Regions from separate parts of the Homo sapiens genome. Here region 2 is linked to region 1. The links are chromatin contacts, found by Hi-C in ENCODE. All regions are on one chromosome and are shown on one strand. Each heading gives the region's core, a stretch centred on a gene start or an enhancer-like site at or near the end of the contact. The rest is flanking DNA. Distances are from core to core; before and after follow the strand shown.

The links. A loop is a pair of places that touch in the nucleus more often than their neighbours do. Pooled maps may share reads with other maps.
Region 2: a loop to region 1 is called in a pooled map, with 4 times the contacts of the local background. The contact joins the promoter of RABGAP1 here to the enhancer-like site in region 1. A Hi-C loop is called at or near these places in 2 of 50 pooled maps.

Annotation. Positions count from the first base shown.
Region 1 is chr9:121,351,832-121,358,417 of GRCh38, forward strand. It overlaps STOM (stomatin), which reads right to left. Exons shown (of 7, transcript NM_004099.6): 2 at 4,222-4,325; 3 at 2,770-2,842; 4 at 1,389-1,471. Among named protein-coding and RNA genes, the nearest start is that of STOM, 15 kb to the right of the region's middle. RefSeq lists an enhancer at 2,172-2,391. Within about 2 kb of position 2,629, at least 11 of the 41 ENCODE cell types and tissues checked have a DNase peak (open chromatin) inside an H3K27ac peak, as active enhancers do.
Region 2 is chr9:122,938,485-122,945,070 of GRCh38, forward strand. It overlaps RABGAP1 (RAB GTPase activating protein 1), which reads left to right and starts at 2,536. Exons shown (of 26, transcript NM_012197.4): 1 at 2,536-2,609. It overlaps LOC105379839 (a long non-coding RNA gene), which reads right to left and starts at 2,764. Exons shown (of 2, transcript XR_001746924.3): 1 at 2,655-2,764; 2 at 2,092-2,451. RefSeq lists enhancers at 2,076-2,145, 2,335-3,059 and silencers at 2,306-2,465, 2,476-2,805.

The sequences.
Region 1 (6,586 bases), core at 1,379-3,878:
AAAGGCACAAAATAATCACTAGTATAAAATATTATGTTTTATCTAAAATGCCCAACAAGCAGTTTCTAATTCTTTGGTTTCTAACCAATTTATCTAGAATAAAACCTTAAGAAAAAAAATAATGAACTAATAGGGTTTTCTATCAGAAACCCATAGAAGAGAAATGTGGTAGTAAAAATGTTGATAGTAATAACAATGATGATATTATTATACTTACATTAGCATTACACTATGTTTTGTAATAATCATTCCTCGGTATCTGTGGGAGATTGATTCTAGGACCCTCAGAGGATACCAAAATCCAAGGATGCTCAAGTCTCTTATATACAGTGGCACAATATTTGCATATAACTTATGCACATCCTCCTTTATACATTAAATCCTTTCTGAAGTACTTATAATACTTAACACAATGTAAATACTACATAAATAGTTGCTATACTACACCGTTTTTAAAAATTTGTATTATTGTATCATTGTCAATTGCTTTTTTCCCTAAATATTTTTGATCCATGGAGCCAACCGTATAATCTATGTACATTTTCCTGTACACTTTAAATCATCTCTAGATTACTTCTATTATCCAATACAATACCTACACATCACTTTATTCATGTGGATTCAATGCCATGCTTGATGCATGGCAAATTCAAGTTTTGCTTTTTGGAACTTTGTGGAGTTTTTTCCTAATATTTTCAGTCTGCGGTTGGCTGAATCCCTGTATGCAAAACCCATGCATGCAAAGGGCCAACTGTAATAGTAACAGTAAGAACTTATATAGCACTTACTATTTGTCAGCCATTGCTCTAAGCACTTGGCACATATATCTCACTTCTCAGAACCACCTTATACAGTAGTTCTTACTATTACAAATGTCTATTTTCTGGATGAGGAAACTGAGGCACAGAAAAGTTAAAGAACTTGCTTAAGGTCACTGAGCTAGAAATGCTGAAGGCAGTCAAGGTCTAAAGCCTGTGCTCTGGCAGGGAACGGTGGCTCATGCCTGTAATCCCAGCACTTTAGGAGGCCAGAACGGATCACCTGAGGTCAGGAGTTCGAGACCAGCCTGGCCAACATGGCAAAATCCCGTGTCTACTAAAAATACAAAAAAATTAGCCGGGCGTGGTGGCGCACATCTATAGTCTCAGCTACTCGGGAGGCTGAGGCACGAGAATCACTTGAACCCAGGCGGCGGAGGTTGCAGTGAGCTGAGATCACACTACTGCACTTCAGCCTGGGTGACAGAGCAAGATTCCAATTAAAACAAACAAACAAACAAACAAAAATTTAAAATAAATAAATAAATAAAGCCTACACTCTAACTATTCTGTCCCTCATTGTAAAGCACTTTCACATATGATACCTCAGTTATTCAAAGAAAACCTTACCTCCTGAGGAGGAATATCAAATGAAATAGTTCTCATGTCCACTTTGATGAAGCTGTCAGTGCATGGCAGAATAAAAAACAAACCTGCAACAAAGATACACACATTATACAGACACCAGCAACCTAATCAGTTCACTTCTCCATTCAGTTTTAAGAAAATCAACCTAGTGAACTGAAAAGTCACCAGTTCATCTTCGTGAATGAGCCAGAAGCCAGGAATGATAACTTTGATTCCTCTTGCTTACTTCCCACATTTGACTGTCTCCACTAAGGTCTGTGGAGTTCATTTCCTTAATCTACTGTTGCTATCACTCTTCTCCCCACCGCCCCACTGGGACCAATGCAATCGTTTCCCAGGCCATCTTTCTATTTTTTGTAGTTTCTCTCCTATAATCTATTTCCTAAGCTGCAAGCCGAGCAATCCCCCCTAAAATACAAACCCTCCCCCACGCATGGTCCTGCATAACCCGCCTTTGTTCCCCTCTTCAGCCACTTCCTCTCTCTTCACACCCTGCACTCTTGCTGGACTGATCTACTTGCAGTTTCTTGAATCTGCAATACTCTCCTCTTTGTTGCTTTGTGTATGTTGCTATTTCCGCCGCAAACACCTCCTGTTGGTTAACACCTTTTCAGACCTCAAGACTCAGTCAAGATGTAACTTCCAGAAAGCCTTGACTCAGCCTACGACTAGTTCAGATCAGTAACACTTCTCTGGTTTTCTCTTTTCTCACAGCTCTCTGTGAGTACTTGATCATAATACTTATCACATAGGATTGTAGCTATCTGTTTCCTTGTTGGTTCCTACCACTAGATAGGAAGATCCTTGAGGGTAGGGACTGTGTTTTAGTCTCCCTTGAATTCCCAGAACCTGGAACACAGTAGGAGCTTAATTGAAGTTTGCCAAATGAATGACTGAAAGTCTTTCTTTGGTAGAGATTCTCATGCTCAAACTTGTATAGCTGTACTGTTCTTGGCCTAGGTGGTAATCTTATCAGCTCAAATGGGAAGGGGAGGGGAAGGGTAGGAAGGAAAGGGTAACAAAAGATTGGCTAGAACCACTGCTATTGTTATACAACTCCTGCTACATGAACTCTTATCTAAGACAGAGTAGAAGAGGCCCTCATAAGGGAAATCACGTCAATAAAAAAATTTTAGACTGGGCACGGTGGCTCACGTCTGTAATCCTAGTGCTTTGGGAAGCTGGGGTGGGATGATTGCTTGAGGTCAGGAGTTCAAGGCTGCAGTGAGACATGAGCATGCCACTGTACTCCAGCCTGGGCGACGGAATGAAACCCTGTCTTTAAAAAAACAACTACCTAAAAATAAAAAAAATAAAAAGAACTTTAGTTTTCAGATAAACAATCTAGAATCCCAGTACTGACCAGGTCCTTTGGCTCCTCCTTGTAAAATGCGACCCAATCTAAAGATGATGGCTCTTTCATACTCTTTTATAATCTAGAATAAAAACATGAATAATAATTTAACATGAAGAGTACAAATATATACATGCATGGCTTCTTAAATATATATTTCTGCTCTAAACAGATTAGATGCCTCATCTTTTTTCTTTAGAACCAGATCATATCTATAAATCACATGTCCAATGTTTACCTTCTCAAAGCTTATTTATTATTTTCTTACTGATTACAAAAGCAATAGATATTCACTGTATAAATTTAGGAAGGACAGAATAGTATACAGAAACAAATCCATAACCTCACTCCTCAGCTGTTAACATTGTTATTCAGTTACTCATGCAGGCCAGGCACGGTGGCTCACGCCTGTAATTTCAGCATTTTGGAAGGCCGAGGTGGGCAGATCACGGAGGTTAGGAGTTCAAGACCAGCCTGGCCAACATGGTGAAACCCTGTTTCTACTAAAAATACAAAAATTATCCGGGTATGGTGGTGGGTGCCTATAATCCAAGCTACAAGGGAGGATGAGACAGGAGAATCACTTGAACCGAGATCGCACCACTGCACTCCAGCCTGGGCCACAAGGTGACTCCGTCTCAAAAAAAAAAAAAAAAAAATAATAATAATAATAATAATCCCAGCTACACGGGAGGCTGAGGCAGAAGAATCGCTTGAACCTGGGAGGCGGAGGTTGCAGTGAGCCGAGATCGCGCCACTGCACTCCAGCCTGGGCGACAGAGCAAGGCTCTGGCTCAAAAAAAAAAAAAAAAATTACTCATGCATTGTTAATTCAGAAACACAAAAAGCTGAAGTCTTCACAGTTTTTCTTCTGATTCCCTTAAGAATAAATTGATCTGAAAATGCTTGGAGCATATTTTATCTTCTTAGAAATATGTAAATAATAGTCATATATCAAAGTATTAACAACTTTGTAGAAAAAATAACGAGCACTGAGGGTATTTATGACGTGCCAGGCATTGTGATAAGTACATTTAGACACATAATTCATTTAATCCTCGCAACACTCCTATGAAGTAGGTACTGTTACTTTCTCCCATTTTACAGGTGAGGAAACAGCAAAGGTCACACAATAAACAGTAAAGCCAGCAGTCAAACCCTATCATCCTAACTCTGAAGAACTTGTTCTCTCAGAACCATCTCACATCCCTGGCCCCAGGAAATTTTTGATGGTGAAACTTACTTTAGCCCACGGGGAAGGGCAATGGCTGAAAAGAAGTTTTAAGGTTCCATTTTAATAGGTGGGTAGAAGAATAAATTTTCCAAAGAAAGATGAAGAAATAAGAATTATAAGAGAGAGAGACAGTCTGTTTCTTTCTCACATACACACAGGCACACACGAAGTAGGTTTATGGAGGTAGGAGTTGACCCCTTCCCAGAAGTGAATGAAATGTTCTTTACCTTTATGCACATCCATATTGAGATTGGGAAAGTTATAACGGTGAATAAGAATGAGAACGCCACCAAAATCCATCCGCAAGGTCCAAGGCCCTTACTGGGGCTGTCTGTTGAAAACAAAAAATATACAACTCTCACAACTGTTACTAGCATAATCACCACCATCTTCATCCTTACCATTCGCTGAATACCTATGTGCTTGGCACTACACCAGCTGTTTTACATGAATTTCCCCATCTAATCCTCATACAGCCCTGAAGTGTAAGTACTACTTTCCCTTATCTATGTGATGTCATAACACAAGTATATTTCCACATTACTCATTACTTTATTCAGCAAACATTTATTAAGCATCTACTATTTATTAGGCCCTCTGCTTTGTACTGAAATGATAACAATGAGTAAGACCCAATCCCAGCTTTCAGGGTTAAAGTTTAGTGGGAAAGTCAGACAAACACATAATTATAATATTAGGTGGTAAGTACAGATATAGAGTATCTGTTCAGAATATTTTGAAGACACAGAATGAGTTAACTCACGCAGTTAGGATGGAGGTGAGAAAGGAATGGGGCGGGGAGGTGATTCAGGTGGCTGTCAGAGGGTTTCCTGAAGGATGTAATAGTAAGAAAATATCGACGAAAAGAAAGTGGAGGCTGGGCGTCGTGGCTCACGCCTGTAATCCCAGCACTTTGGGAGGCCGAGACAGGTGGATCACTTGAGGTCAAGAGTTCAAGACCAGCCTGATCAACATGATAAAACCCCGTCTCTACTAAAAATACAAAAATTAGCTAGGCGTTGTGGTGAGTGCCTGTAATCCCAGCTACTGGGAAGGCTGAGGCAGGAGAATTGCATGAACCCAGGAGGTGGAGGTTGCAGTGAGCCAAGATTGTACCACTGCACTCCAGCCTGGGCAACAGAGGAAGAATCTGTCAAAAGAAAAGAAAAGAAAAGAAAAAGGAAAGAGGGAAAAGGCATTAGAGCATTTTAGCTAGGAGTACAGTACGAATAAAGGTGAAAACCATATGATATGAGTATAAAGTTGTTTAGAGCCTCTTTTTAAAAATTACACCTGTAAAATATTTCACTAGGTTTATGCAGCATCATTTATTGCCCACTTCCTGATTACACAGGTTGTTTGATTTCTTAGTGCTATAAACAGTGTTGTAGTGAACATCTTTGTACACGGCTTTCCTCTCACATTTCTAATTGTTTCCTGTTCCTGTAATATGCAACAGCTTTTCCGTCTGATTACAAAGGTAATAATGCAAAAAATTCACAGAAGTATAACAAAGGAGGGAAAAATTACTTTAAATTCAGAGGTATTTTGGTATATTCTTTGAAAATTTTCCTAGTGTACACACCATATTTTTAAATGATATATATATATATATTTATTTATTTATTTTTTGAGACAGAGTCTTGCTCTGTTGCCCAGGCTGGAGTGCAGCAGCACAGTCTCACCTCACTGCAACCTCCACCTCCTGGGATCATGCGATTCTCCCGTCTCAATCTCCTGAGTAGCTGGGATTACAGCCACCTGCCACCACACCCGGCTACTTTTTGTATTTAGTACAGATGGGGTTTCACCATGTTGGCCAGGCTGGCCTCGAACTCCTGACGTCAAGTGATCTGCCCACCATGGCCTTCCAAAGTGCTGGGATTACAGGCATAAGCCACTGCGCCCGGCCTTAAATCATATTTTTAAAAATAAATAAATAAATAAAATGTGTAACCTATTTTTCTTCCCTGTAGCTATTCTCTTTCACCTTCTTTTTTGGCCTTCGTGGTTATGCATTTGTGTTTTTGAAGTTACACTTGCATAAAGTTTAAAAAGTCAAACCATTCTATATGATTAGTACAAAAAAAGGGCATTCCCATGCTCACCTCTTCCAATTTCCTCCTCCTCAAAAACATTTGCTATTTTGACCATTTTGATATCTACCTCCATATTTCTAAATAATACGCTTTGCAGCTGGGTGCAGGGGTCACACCTGTAATCCCAGCACTTTGGGAGGCTGAGGAGGGAGGATCCCTTGAGCCCAGGGGTTTGAGACTAGCTTGGGCAACATAGGGAGACTCTGTCTCTACTTTAAAAAAAAAAAAAATAATAATAATAATATGCTTCTGCCAGGCATGGTGGCTCACGCCTGTAATCCCAGCACTTTGGGAGGCCGAGATGGGAGGATTGCTTGAGCTCAGGAGTTTGAGACCAGCATGGGCAACCTAGTGAGACTCCCATCTCTACTTGAAACTTCTTAAAAAAAATTAGCTGTGTGTGGTGGCACACACCTGTAGTCCCAGCTACTGAGGAGACTGAAATAGGGGGATTGCTTGAGCCTGGGGGTTCGTGGCTGCAGTGAGCTGTGAT
Region 2 (6,586 bases), core at 1,286-3,785, 1.6 Mb after region 1:
TTGGAAACCAAAATTCATTTTCTGTGAATGGGATATCAATATATAGCATTGGTAGGCATTGAAACAGACTATAGTCTATTTTTAAAATGGATTAGATGATAAAAACAACATGTATGTCATCACTAATCCAGTGGTCAATATTAGCATAACTCTGTAAGATACAATAAATGTTATATCTATTGTAGATACAATGTTATGTATCTAACATAATATCTAACATGTTAGATTCATAACGTTGTATGTAATATAATGAAACATGAAGTATAACCTGTCACTTGTGAGGTATACTAGTCTGATATGTTTGACTTGAATCCACTGAGTCTTCAAATATAACTTTCTTGTTCAAGAAATACAAGGCTTGCAGGAACAAGCTCAATGACTTCATGAGGAAGCAACCACTCAGATAAAAACATTTTGCACTTCAAGTGGCCTGATTTCTACAGTGAACAAGAATCTTTTAATTTTTTTTTAAGTGCCATAATTAAAAAGTCAAGGGATGTAACCAGATGGAATGTATGGTCCTGAATTGGATAATTTGGGTATACTGGTTGTAGAAAAATATAATTTGGTCAACAGAATATTTGATTGTAGTTAGGTATTATGTGAGAGGAAATTTTCCTGTAACATTACTGAGTTAAGAAAGCCAACTGTAAAAATAACTTTAGATGGATAGAAAATGTGAATGTGATCTAGGAATTAGGTGAGAAGAAAATGTACTGAAATAAGGTAGATATTTTTAATTGAAAAAGGAGATGACTAAAGTGATCTCATTTTGAAAAAAAAAATACACACACACAGAAGGATATACTCTAAAGTATTAACATTGGCCCTGGGAATGCCATGGTTTTTTTTTGTTTTTCATTAAAACATAGAGACACGGTCTCACTATGTTGCCCAGGCTGGTCTCGAACTCCTAGGCTCAAGCCATCCTCCCACCTCAGCCTCCCAAAGTGTTAAAATTACAGGCATGAGCCACCACACCTGGCCTTTTTTATTAAAAAAAATTTTTTTTAAATGCAATGTTTTCTTTTTTTGTTGTTGTTTTAGCTTGTGTCTATTCTCCAAAGCATGTTGTACTGATTGTGTAGTACAATTTTATTTAAAAATGTATGTTAAGATTTACATAAATATTTGGGGTGTCCATGAATCAAGAAATACATGAAAGTATGGGCACCAAAACGTTAAAAGTGGTTTTGTTGGGAGTTCAGGGGATTTTACTTTCTCCCTAATACTTTATTCTTTGAATATCTTGAAATGGATATTTTGTAACTGTATAAGGAGAAAGGAAGCGAAACTATTTTTCTGCAGGGGTACACCCACATCTATTGTATTAGACAAATCACAGAGGGATTGCAACAGAACACAGATTTTTCTCACTGTTTTTTCTCTGGTTGATCGGGATGCATTATCCACCAGAAAACACTGTAGACGACTCACTCACCAGGAAAAGAGCATATGCCAGTTGGAATAAATAAAGGGGAAGAGTAAGGAAGAGGCTGTAGAATTATTTTATAAATTATCAAGTCTTATGAGCCAGGTGCAGTGGTGCATGCCTATGTACAGTCCCAGCTACTCAGGAGGCTGAGGTGGTAGGATAGCTTGAGCCCAGGAGTTCGAGGGTGGAGTGTGATATGATCGTCTGTGAATAGCCACAGCACTGCATCCTGGACAAGATAGGGTCTCTTTAAAAATAAGACTTAACTAGCACTTTAATAATCATTGTTTTTGTTCCCAACTGCATTGTACATTCATTGAGGACAGGGACTTTAAACTTCATTATATTGCTGTTGCTGTGTTTCACCTTTGAATGATTTTTAAATAAAAATCTCATCTTTGAGTCACAATCTGATGTAACCTTGTCCATTTCTGTCCTCTTGTGTGCCTTAAATGCCTTTAGGCAGCTGTGTTGTACCAGTGGTTTTAGGACTTGGCAGTCGGAAGTTTTGACTTCTAGACTGGATTCTGTAACTAAAGCTAAATTACTTTATAAAAGGAGAAAAATGGTACCATTCTGACGGGTTTGTGGTGAAGCTGAAATGAGATAGCCACATAAAGAACCATCACAATCCCTGACACACCGTGCGCCCTCAGTAAATGCCAGGTGAATTTTATTACACTGTGAAGTACTGATTTTCAAACAGGACTTGCACATGAAAGGTGAGCAGGGGGATTCCTTGCTCAAGCACCAGTACTCTGGGGTTGTACCCTTTGTTAGGCTCAACAGGTACTACCCAGTCCGCTTCCATCGTCCCCAGTCCCGGCTGCAGTCACGTAGTTGGCTGTCCAACTCCAAATACACAAGACAGCCCAGGTCCAGCTCACAGCCAGTGCACTTCGCGCAGGCGCACAGTCCTGAGGCGGGCTGAAAGCCCAGGTGGGGCTCGGAGAAGAGGAAGCTCCGCCTCGCTTCCCGGTATTGGGCCAATAGGGTCGCTCGTCATGGTCGCAGACCTATGAGACGGGGCAGGGGGCGGGGCGGAGGGCGGAAGAAGTCGCTCTCACGTGAGTAAAGGGGTGGGGGGGCGGGGACAGGGCGGTTTGGGAGGCCCAGGCGGCGGAGCCTCCGGGACGGCGAGCGGCGGGCGGCGGAGGAGGAGACGGCAGGTCGGGTAGGGCCGTGTTTCCCCTCCTCCTCCTCCCACCCTCCTACCTACCAACCCCAGGGGTATTTTCCGACGGCCCCTGCGGGGAGCCAAGCTGTCTTCTCATCCCGCGGGGTCGGGCCAGTGGAGCTGCTCTCAGCTCCCTCGACGGGCCGAGTTCTGAGGGGAGCCGTGATTGGGGGGAGGGGGAACTGCGACGGAGGGGAGAGGGCGCATGCGCAGGCTGGGCCGCTCTGGGAGCCCCTGCCCAAACCGGTTCCCCCTGTCTGTGTGGGTGCCGGTCTTCTGAGTCTTGCGTTTTTGGCCCTCCCTCTGGTCCCCCAGCAAAGCCGGTTTGTGTCTTGACTTTAATGTTTTATGCTTGGTCCTATTTGGGAATCCAGCCGCTCCCCCCCGCCTCAGTTTCTCCCCATTGCTCACTAGGCCTGTATCTGTGACTTAAGCTAGCCTGGGCCTCAGGCTGTCCTGGGCTGCGCCTAAATTTCAAAGACTTGCTAGTTTTCACTGTCGCTTTGCCATCTCAGGTTGGTCTTTCAGTCTCATTTCCCCGTCTGCAATTAAAGCGTTCTTGGCATCCCAGTCTTCTCATCTCCTTGAAGCAGCTACCCCAGTACCTCATCGCTGTGTCTTTTGATTATCCGCACCCTTAGGGTTTTACGTGTTGAGCCAAAGGATAACCTCAAGACTTCCAGGAGTTCGCTGTCCATTGCCTGGTAGTACTTTGGTCTCTGCTCTTCTGCATCCAGACTGTTTATCATCTGCTCCTGCGTTTCACGCATCTGCATACCTTTGGTTACTCGAGAATTCTTTTTTGGAAACAAATGTCCTAGGAGACCGTGTTAAGTGATCATGCTGCTAGTGTTCCCGCTACTAGTGCTCCGTTAGTTTTAAATCATGTTCCAACTTGAATTTGAGGTCTTTTGACTTTCGTTGGCTTTTTGTCAGGGAAAAAAACCTGTTAGGGACAGGGTTTCACAATTCCTTTTATATTTCCATTCACATGTATTTACAAACGTGTGCCTGGAGTAGTAAGTACACAATAAGTGAGTTTCCAGCTGTTTTTGTTTCGGAAACAAAAAACAAAACAAAACAAAACAAAAAAACAACGGAAGGTGAATGGAATTGTGTTTGTAACATTAAACTGATGTTTGAAAAGTAGTTGGGAAAAAAAGCTTAGGTACTAAGGAGGGTTCATCCAACTTTTTTTTAAACGAAGGACGTGTTGCCTTAGTTCAAGTTTGTATAAGGTGCTATTTAATATGTATTGAAGACTTAACTAGAGCTTACTTATGAAAACTGAAAATAGGGGCCGGGTGCGTTCACGCCTGTGATCCAGCATTTTAGGAGGTTGAGGCGGGTGGATCACAAGGTCAGGAGTTCGAGACCAGCCTGTCCAATATGGTGAAACCAGGTCTCTACTGAAAATACAAAAATTAGACGGGCGTAGTGGCAGGCGCCTGTAGTCCCAGCTAATCGGGAGGCTGAGGCAACAGAATCGCTTGAACCCGGGAGGCAGAGGTTGCAGTGGGCCGATATTGTGCCATTGCACTCCAGTCTGAGCAACAGAGCGAGACTCCGTCTCAAAAAAAAAAAAAAAAAAACACAAAAAAACAAAATAGGGAAGAGAAGTCTTTATAAATCTTCCTGTGTAGAGTTCACTTTGTATTAATAAAATTTCAATCCATGATTGATTTTTATGTATTGGTAACATTTAAAATTCATATGTAATTTTAATTCAAGATATTAACTCAGATTCATAATTAAAGTTGAAATATTTGTGGCGTGAGGTGATTCATGCTTGTAATCCCAACACTTTGGGAGTCTGAGGTGGGAGGACTACTTGAGTTGAGAAGTTCAAGACTGCAGTAAGCTATGATGGGTGCCACTGCACTCTAGCCTGGGTAACACAGCCAGTTCCCATCAAAAAATAAAAAATAAAAAAACAACAAAAAATCTGAGATATAGTCATGTTGTGGTGCACTTTCTTTTTTTTTTTTTTTTTTTTTTTTTTTTTGAGACTGAGTTGTGCTCTTGTTGCCCAGGCTGGAGTGATCTTGGCTCACTGCAACCTCCGCCTCCTGGGTTCAAGGAACTGATTCTCCTGACTCAGCTTGGGATTACAGGCGTGTGCCACCACGCCTAGCTAATTTTTTGTATTTTTACTAGAGACGGGGTTTCATCATGTTGGCCAGGCTGGTCTTGAACTCCTGACCTCAGGTGATCCACCTGCCTCAGCCTCCCAAAGTGCAGGGATTACAGGCGTGAGCCACTGCGCCCGGCCACACTTTCTTTTAATTGAGTGTTATGATTCAGTTTACAGTTAACGCATTGACATTAATAGGTATATATTTGTTTGGAAAGTTAACCTATCAGCTATGTGCATTTTGGCATTTTTGGCATAGTATTTTGTTTGCAGTTTATAAGAGTTGTAGTAATGTAGTGGGAACAGAGACACCTGTTTCCTACCTTTTCTGCTGCATATTGAGAGAACTGTATTATGCACTTTATCTACATGAGGGGCATGGTTTTCCACACAATTTATTAACTGAACTTTGTAGCCCAGCTTCTTTTAAAGAAGTCTGTTGGCTGGGCGCGGTGGCTCACGCCTGTAATCCCAGCACTTTGGGAGGCCAAGGCAGGCGGATAACAAGGTCAGGAGATCGAGACCATCCTGGCTAACACTGTGAAACCCCGTCTCTACTAAAAATACAAAAAATTAGCCAGGCGTGGTGGCAGGTGCCTGTAGTCCCAGCTACTCGGGAGGCTGAGGCAGGAGAATGGCGTGAACCCGGGAGGCGGAGCTTGCAGTGAGCCAAGATCGCACCACTGCACTCCAGCCTGGGCGACAGAGTGAGACTCCGTCTCAAAAAAAAAAGAAGTTTTTGTTTTTTATTCAGTATATTTCCAGCTAAAGGAAAGCCTCCTTTGGAGGTCTCATTATTTCCCAGTAGTTTTAACAAGGAATTTTTGAATACAGTTTTCAGAAAATAGTTTAAATTGGTGCTACAGGTGAGTATCTTTGTAAAAACACTGGTTTGCTAAGGTTCTGACATAGGCTGCCCATAATGTTATCTTTGTAATTTCAATATAATCAGGTATCAGTAGACTTCTCAAGCATGTGGAATAAATGAATACAACACACTTTTTTTTTTTTTTAAAAGAGATAGGGTTTTGTTCTCTTTCCCAGGCTGGAGTGCAGTAGTGCTGTCGTAGCTCACCTCAACCTTGAACTTCTGGGCACCAGTGATCCTCCTGCTTCAGCCTCCCAAGTAGCTAGGACTGCAGGCACATGCGACCACACCCAGTGAATTTTGCTATTGTTTGTAGAGACTGGGTTTCACTGTGTGGCCCAAGCTGTTATCAAACACCTGGCCTCAAGCAATCCTCCCACTCTGGCCTCCCAACGTGACAACACTCTTAAATAATCTTTGTTTGTTTCTTTTTTTTTTCTTCTTTTGAAACGGAGTCTCACTCTGTCGCCCAGGCTGGAGTGTGGCGGCACGATATCAGCTCACTGCATCCTCCCAGGCTGGAGTGCAGTGGCGTGATCTCGGCTCACTGCAACCTCCGCCTTCCGGGTTTAAGAGGTTCTCCTGCCTCAGCTTCCCGAGTAGCTGGGACTACAGGCGCGCACCACCACACCCAGATAATTTTTTTTTTTTTATTTTTAGTAGAGACGGGTTTTCACTATGTTGGCCAGGCTGGTCTCGAACTCCTGACCTCAGGTAATCCACCTGCCTCGGCCTCCCAAAATGATAGGATTACAAGAGAAAGCCACCGCGCCCGGCCTAAATAATCTTTCTTAGCAAGACTATACTTCAGGGATCGTTCCTATAGTTTGTTAAATAATGTTTCTTGGAGATAGAACTCAAATATTTAAGAAGTGCTCATTTAAGGTACGTAAAGCAGAATTTGGCATGACATTTTGGTGCTTTGTATGTAGTTACCTTGTTTTACTGAGTTTACATAGTTAGATCCCACTG